2 separate regions of the Homo sapiens genome follow, and region 2 is linked to region 1. The links are chromatin contacts, found by Hi-C or POLR2A ChIA-PET in ENCODE. All regions are on one chromosome and are shown on one strand. Each heading gives the region's core, a stretch centred on a gene start or an enhancer-like site at or near the end of the contact. The rest is flanking DNA. Distances are from core to core; before and after follow the strand shown.

Region 1 (2,700 bases), core at 174-2,673:
TTTGCTCCCAGCACATTGCTCGTTATTAACCTCTCGGTAATCCTGTGGGCTCTGAGCCTGAACTCACGCAGCATTCTCATAACTCTTCCTTTCAGACCACACCTGTGACAATGCAGGTTGGAGAAGGTCAGCAGGTGCAGATTGTCCAGGCTCAGCCACAGGGTCAAGCCCAACAGGCCCAGAGTGGCACTGGACAGACCATGCAGGTGATGCAGCAGATCATCACTAACACAGGAGAGATCCAGCAGATCCCGGTGAGTCCTGCCCTGAGGTCTGTCTTTACAACTTTATAGAAGGAAATACTTAAAGATATATATACCTTGATATATATATGTATATCTCTATATATACCTTGATATGTATATCTATAGCTATATATATACCTTGATATATATATCTATAGCTATATATATACCTTGATATATATATGTATGTCTCTATATATACCTTGATATGTATATCTATAGCTATATATATACCTTGATATATATATCTGTAGCTATATATATACCTTGATATATATATAGAGATATATATCACACGCATGCATAATCCTTTTTTTCTTTTTAGGAGACAGGTCTTGCTGTGTCACTCAGACTGATGAAGTGCAGTGGCTTGATCTCAGCTCACTGCAGCTTCCGCCTCCCAGGTTCAAGCGATTCTCCTGCCTCAGCCTCCCGAGTAGCTGGGATTATAGGCACGTGCCACTATGCCCGGCTGATTTTTGTATTTTTAGTAGAGATGGGGTTTCACAGTGTTGGCCAGGCTGGTCTCTAACTCCTAACCTCAGGTGATCCGCCCGCCTCGGCCTCCCAAAGTGCTGGGATTACAGGCATGAGCCATCACGCCCAGCCCTCAGTACTTATTTATATATATGCGTGTGTGTGTTTGTTTTGTTTTTAACCTATATGCCCAGTGTTCCTGACCACAACTTGCTTCACTGTGTTTGTTCCCTGCTTTCCTTTAATCTAGGTTCAGGTTCACCACGATTGGGCGGCTTCTCTCGATTTCCCCTCATTCTACCTATGCAGGGAAATCATTGTAACCACTACCCATGCCAAGGCCCAAAGGCCCTGTGAGGCAGTCCTGTATTTGATTAGCAGAGGATAAGAGGGAGGCGTATAGGGAAGGCCATAAATACACTTGTTGCATATTCATGAGTCAGTTCCCAGTGGAGCCTGCAGCAAAGTGTATTTTTGGCTTTCATATAACTTATCTATTCCTTTACTGTGGACTGCTGCTTCCTGTGTGCCTTGAGGGATTTCATTTCTTAGATTTGTTGGCTTTTTTATTTGTACTCCTTTTGTAAAATGTGTCCTTGTCTTAACACTTGCAGTCTTTACATTGGTCATTTTGACCCCCCAAAACTGGAAAGTGAGTGAAACAGAGCAGTCCTTCTATTCCCTGCCCTTTGCCATTTTTGTCATAAATGAAACGTAGGCAGGTATAGAAACTCACGTAGACTTGGTTAACCACTTCCTCTGTGAAAATAACTCTAAAAGTATCCTGAGATCAGTTTAGGAATTGTTCTTCATCTGAAGTTAACATAGTAATAGGCCAAGAGAAAGCTTAGGAAAGTGGAGTGTGTATGTCTCTTTCTCTACCTCTCTCACGTGTGCTTACGATACCCAGGATTGCAGATGACTGAGCTCTGCCTTGCTTCATTGTTTCAGTCCTCAACCCCAAGATTTCTGTTGAATGGTTCTCATTTTTGCAAGCGAAGGCACCACCACAGGTTCATTTAAGACAGAGAAGAGTTCCACCTTGCAGATACTTTAACTCTCTGGGGCACAGAGCTTTAGCCCAGAAGATTTGTTGCAGAATTCACTACTTCATCTTCACTGGCTCAGGCACCTTCTGTAGGAGTCTTCATTTCCAGACTCTTTAGGCAGCTCATTGGAATGTTCCTAATAGTGATGAGCTTCAGGAAGGAAACTTTATTTCCCTTTCAAAAACCCAGAGCTTATTTTCTCTGTAATTAATGTAAAAAAGCTATGAGGGTCCCCAGACCTGTCCTGCTGTAGAGGAATGAGGGACGGATCATCACCAAATGTCTTAACCTAGGCCAAAAAGGAAAGCTTCTTGCTTTGTTGAAGAGCTGCTTGGAACCATTTGGCTCACAGCTTTTCAGTCACATTTGGGTTTCTGCAAAGAGCTCTTCCCAGCTAGAAAATTTTAACATCCCTGTAGCTGTCAGTATACCTTCTCCCACTCCTGGGACAAGGCTTTAGTTTTTCATCTTGTGATCCCTGGCTGGAGTTCTGGGGACTCCTGGAACTAGCCACCATCAGTCTCTGTAGATGAGGTTTTCCAAACTTCTGCCCAGCTGCCTTCCTCCCCACAAGCAACTTAACATTGTTGCCAGGAAGCTGCATTATAGGATTTAGGTGGGGAATTCAGGCTTGGCACCACAGCCTCCCAGCAGCTTCTCTTGGCATATTCTCAGGAAAGAAATGACTGCAGGTCCTAATACTCTTGCCCTGTCTCCTTTGAACCAGATTTTTAATGGGTTTAGATTGGGTGTCCCTCCATCTTGCCTCAAGTGGGCAATTCTGGAATGGTCTACCGTGAACTTGAGAGGTCGTTTTTTCTCGGTAGTTCAAATTCTGTGAGGCTGGAAGTCTCAGAGAAGCATTTTGATTGAACACTGCGTGCAGGAATGCAGCTTCATCCCATTAGCATTTTCCTCATGGAAGAGTC
Region 2 (2,700 bases), core at 2-2,501, 110 kb after region 1:
TGTAGTCCCAGCTACTTGGGAGGCTGAGGCAGGAGAATTGCTTGAACCCAGGAGGTGGAGGCTGCAGTGAGCCAAGATCATGCCACTGGGTGACAGAGCAAGAGTCCGTCTCAAAAAAAAAAAATTCAGTAAGGAGCTTATTACATTTTTGTGAATTCAATCCTTATAGTAATAGGTATGTTTTTATATATGCTACATGGTAATATGCAGTATATGGAAAATGCATATATTTACACTATATACAAAGTGTATAATTTAATATTGCTTTTTTTTTTTTTTTTTGAGACAGGGTCTTGCTCTGTCACCCAGGCTGGAGTAATGGCACAGTCATATGCCAAGTGGAAAAATCATATGCCAATGGCACAAGTTGCAGCCTTGAACTTCTGGGCTCAAGCCATCCTCCTGCCTCAGCCTCTGGAGTACCTGGGACTACAGGCATGCGCCACCCACCACATCCAGCTTTTTTTTTTTTCCTTCCTTCCTTCTTTCCTTCCTTCCTTCCTTTCTTTTCTTTCTTTTCTTTCTTTTTCTTTTTCTTTTTTTTTGTAATAGAGATGAGGTCTTGCTATGTTGTCCAGGCTGATCTCAAATTCCCAAACTCAAGCAATTTTCCTGCCTCGGCCCTCTAATATTGCATTTAAACACATAAAAGAGAGAAAAATGAGTTGGCTTGTGCCTATAAAGTTGTTTGTGTGATTTATAATGTAAGTACACCGAGACTCCCCAGAATGGATGCTGTTGCTGCCCTGTCCAGATCCCCTTTCCCAGCTGCCATGATGTAGACTACTAACAGTCACAGCTGCCCGCTTCTTTTGAGAATTGTTCTCAGCCAAATAGAAGCTTCCCATCTCCCCCACCCTAGTCCTTGACAGTCCTGGGAAGAAACTAGTAAGGGGTATAAAAGGCTGGTCCTCTTGCCTCAATGTGAGACTGACTCTGTGGAGTAATTGGCTGGGACCTGTTCATCTTTCCTCCTTCCTTTCTCTCTCTCTCTTTTAAAAATTATTATTATTATTTTTAGATACAGGATCTCACTATATTGACCAGGCTGGTTTTGAACTCCTGACCTCAAGCAATCCTCCTGCTTCAGCCTCCCAAAGTGCTGGGATTACAGGTGTGAGCCACTGCATCTGGCCAGATGATGACCTTGACCTCTGATTGCTGCCACATAACTGGAACTCAGAGACCTTCTTGCACATCTGTGGAAAGGGGAGTTTGCTTTGAACTGCATTTCCTCACCAGCGTCACCCATTCCTTAAGAGTCAGGTTGATAAACGAGTCAATGCTGAGCCCAAACCAGGCAGGATTAATCATTTCCTCCTCCACATTGCTGCTGCTGCTGCTGCTGCATCCTGTGTCTGAGTCATTTCCTCATCTTTAATAGCTAACATGATGCCCAGTACAAAATAGGTATGGGGGAATATTTACTGAATGAATGTCATTGAATCTGACACCGTTGGATGTTGGATCCACTCAGTCCACTTGGCCACAGTTTAAGCAGCGTGAGGGTAGAGCCAAGTTTTTTTGTTTGTTTGTTTGTTTGTTTGTTTTTAGAGACACTATGCAAATAGGTAGAGCTAAGTTTTACTCTTTGGTGTGGGAAGGGCAGGATGGTGCAGTGCAAGAGCATGAGCTCTGCAGACACTCAGGAATCCTGTGCTTGAATTCCAACTCTGTGCCTCTGGGTCTTGAAATTTTAGGCAAATTATTTCTCTTGGAACCTGTTTCCTCATCTGTAAAATGGGGGTGATATCAACAAGAGTTATGTGCCAGGCAATTAGGAGGATTAAATGAGATAATGCAACTAAAATTTCCATCATTGGCCTAACACAAAGTAGGAGCTTGGTAAATATTAATTTTCTCTATTCTGGTATTCCCATAGGACCTGGAACATGGCAGACAGTCAGTAAGTGCTGGGTCACCTTCAGGCCACCCTGGACCATCCAGCTCTAGCTAAGCCATCAGCTGACTACAACTACATGAATGAACCCAGGAGATAAGAGCAGAAGAATCACCTAGCTGAGCCCAGCCAAACTGCAGCATATAGTATCATGAGCTAATAAACAATTCCTGCTTTAAGCCCTAAGCCCTAACAATTTGAAGTCCTTGTTACACAGCAAATACTGTTGCAAACAATGACGTTTTAAGAAGAGCTGGGATCGAGCTGGTATTTAGGAGCAACTGAAACCAGGACTCTCTTGTTCTGTCTCATGTCTTTCCTATTTTCTGCACGTTATCTTCCCTCTCTTTCATAGCACATTGATTTTCTTCATGGTGCAGAGAAAAAGGTTGAGTTTTATAGCTTGCATCTTCAAGATAATGGAGAAAAACTGATTCTGTTTTCTGCATCTCAGATCTAAAAATCCCTGGGAAAAGACTCATTGGCCCAGCTTAGGTCAAGCCTCCCCTTGGACCAATCAACTGGTAATGGAGTAGGGAGGGCACTCCATCACAACACACACGTTAGATGACATATGAGCAAAACTATCCCAGGCACTGTTTTAAGGCTTAACATGTGTTAACTGACTTCATCCTCATAATACAACAATCCCATCAGAGCTATTATTGTCTCTGTTTTGAAGTGAGGAAACTGAAAACAAGCCACAGAGAGGTGAAGTAACTTGCCCAAGACTACACAGCTAAAAAGAGGTGCAGCCAGGACTTACACCACAGCTATCTGACTCCAGAATCCACCCACTT

The links. Hi-C counts contacts between places; a loop is a spot of excess contacts on that map. ChIA-PET counts read pairs that join two places held with the same protein, here RNA polymerase II (POLR2A). Pooled maps may share reads with other maps.
Region 2: a pooled map shows a loop between it and region 1 (4-fold over the local background). The contact joins two enhancer-like sites. A Hi-C loop is called at or near these places in 2 of 50 pooled maps. POLR2A ChIA-PET finds 5 or more read pairs at or near these places in 13 of 52 experiments (CD4-positive, alpha-beta T cell, CD4-positive, alpha-beta memory T cell, Caco-2 and 9 more).

The regions. Positions count from the first base shown.
Region 1 is chr1:40,762,793-40,765,492 of GRCh38, forward strand. It overlaps NFYC (nuclear transcription factor Y subunit gamma), which reads left to right. Exons shown (of 10, transcript NM_014223.5): 7 at 96-254. Among named protein-coding and RNA genes, the nearest start is that of MIR30C1, 6.9 kb to the left of the region's middle. RefSeq lists enhancers at 1,472-1,521, 1,622-1,721. Within about 2 kb of position 1,424, at least 3 of the 41 ENCODE cell types and tissues checked have a DNase peak (open chromatin) inside an H3K27ac peak, as active enhancers do.
Region 2 is chr1:40,874,585-40,877,284 of GRCh38, forward strand. No RefSeq gene overlaps it. Among named protein-coding and RNA genes, the nearest start is that of CITED4, 14 kb to the left of the region's middle. RefSeq lists an enhancer at 739-1,938 and a silencer at 1,887-2,058. Within about 2 kb of position 1,252, at least 6 of the 41 ENCODE cell types and tissues checked have a DNase peak (open chromatin) inside an H3K27ac peak, as active enhancers do.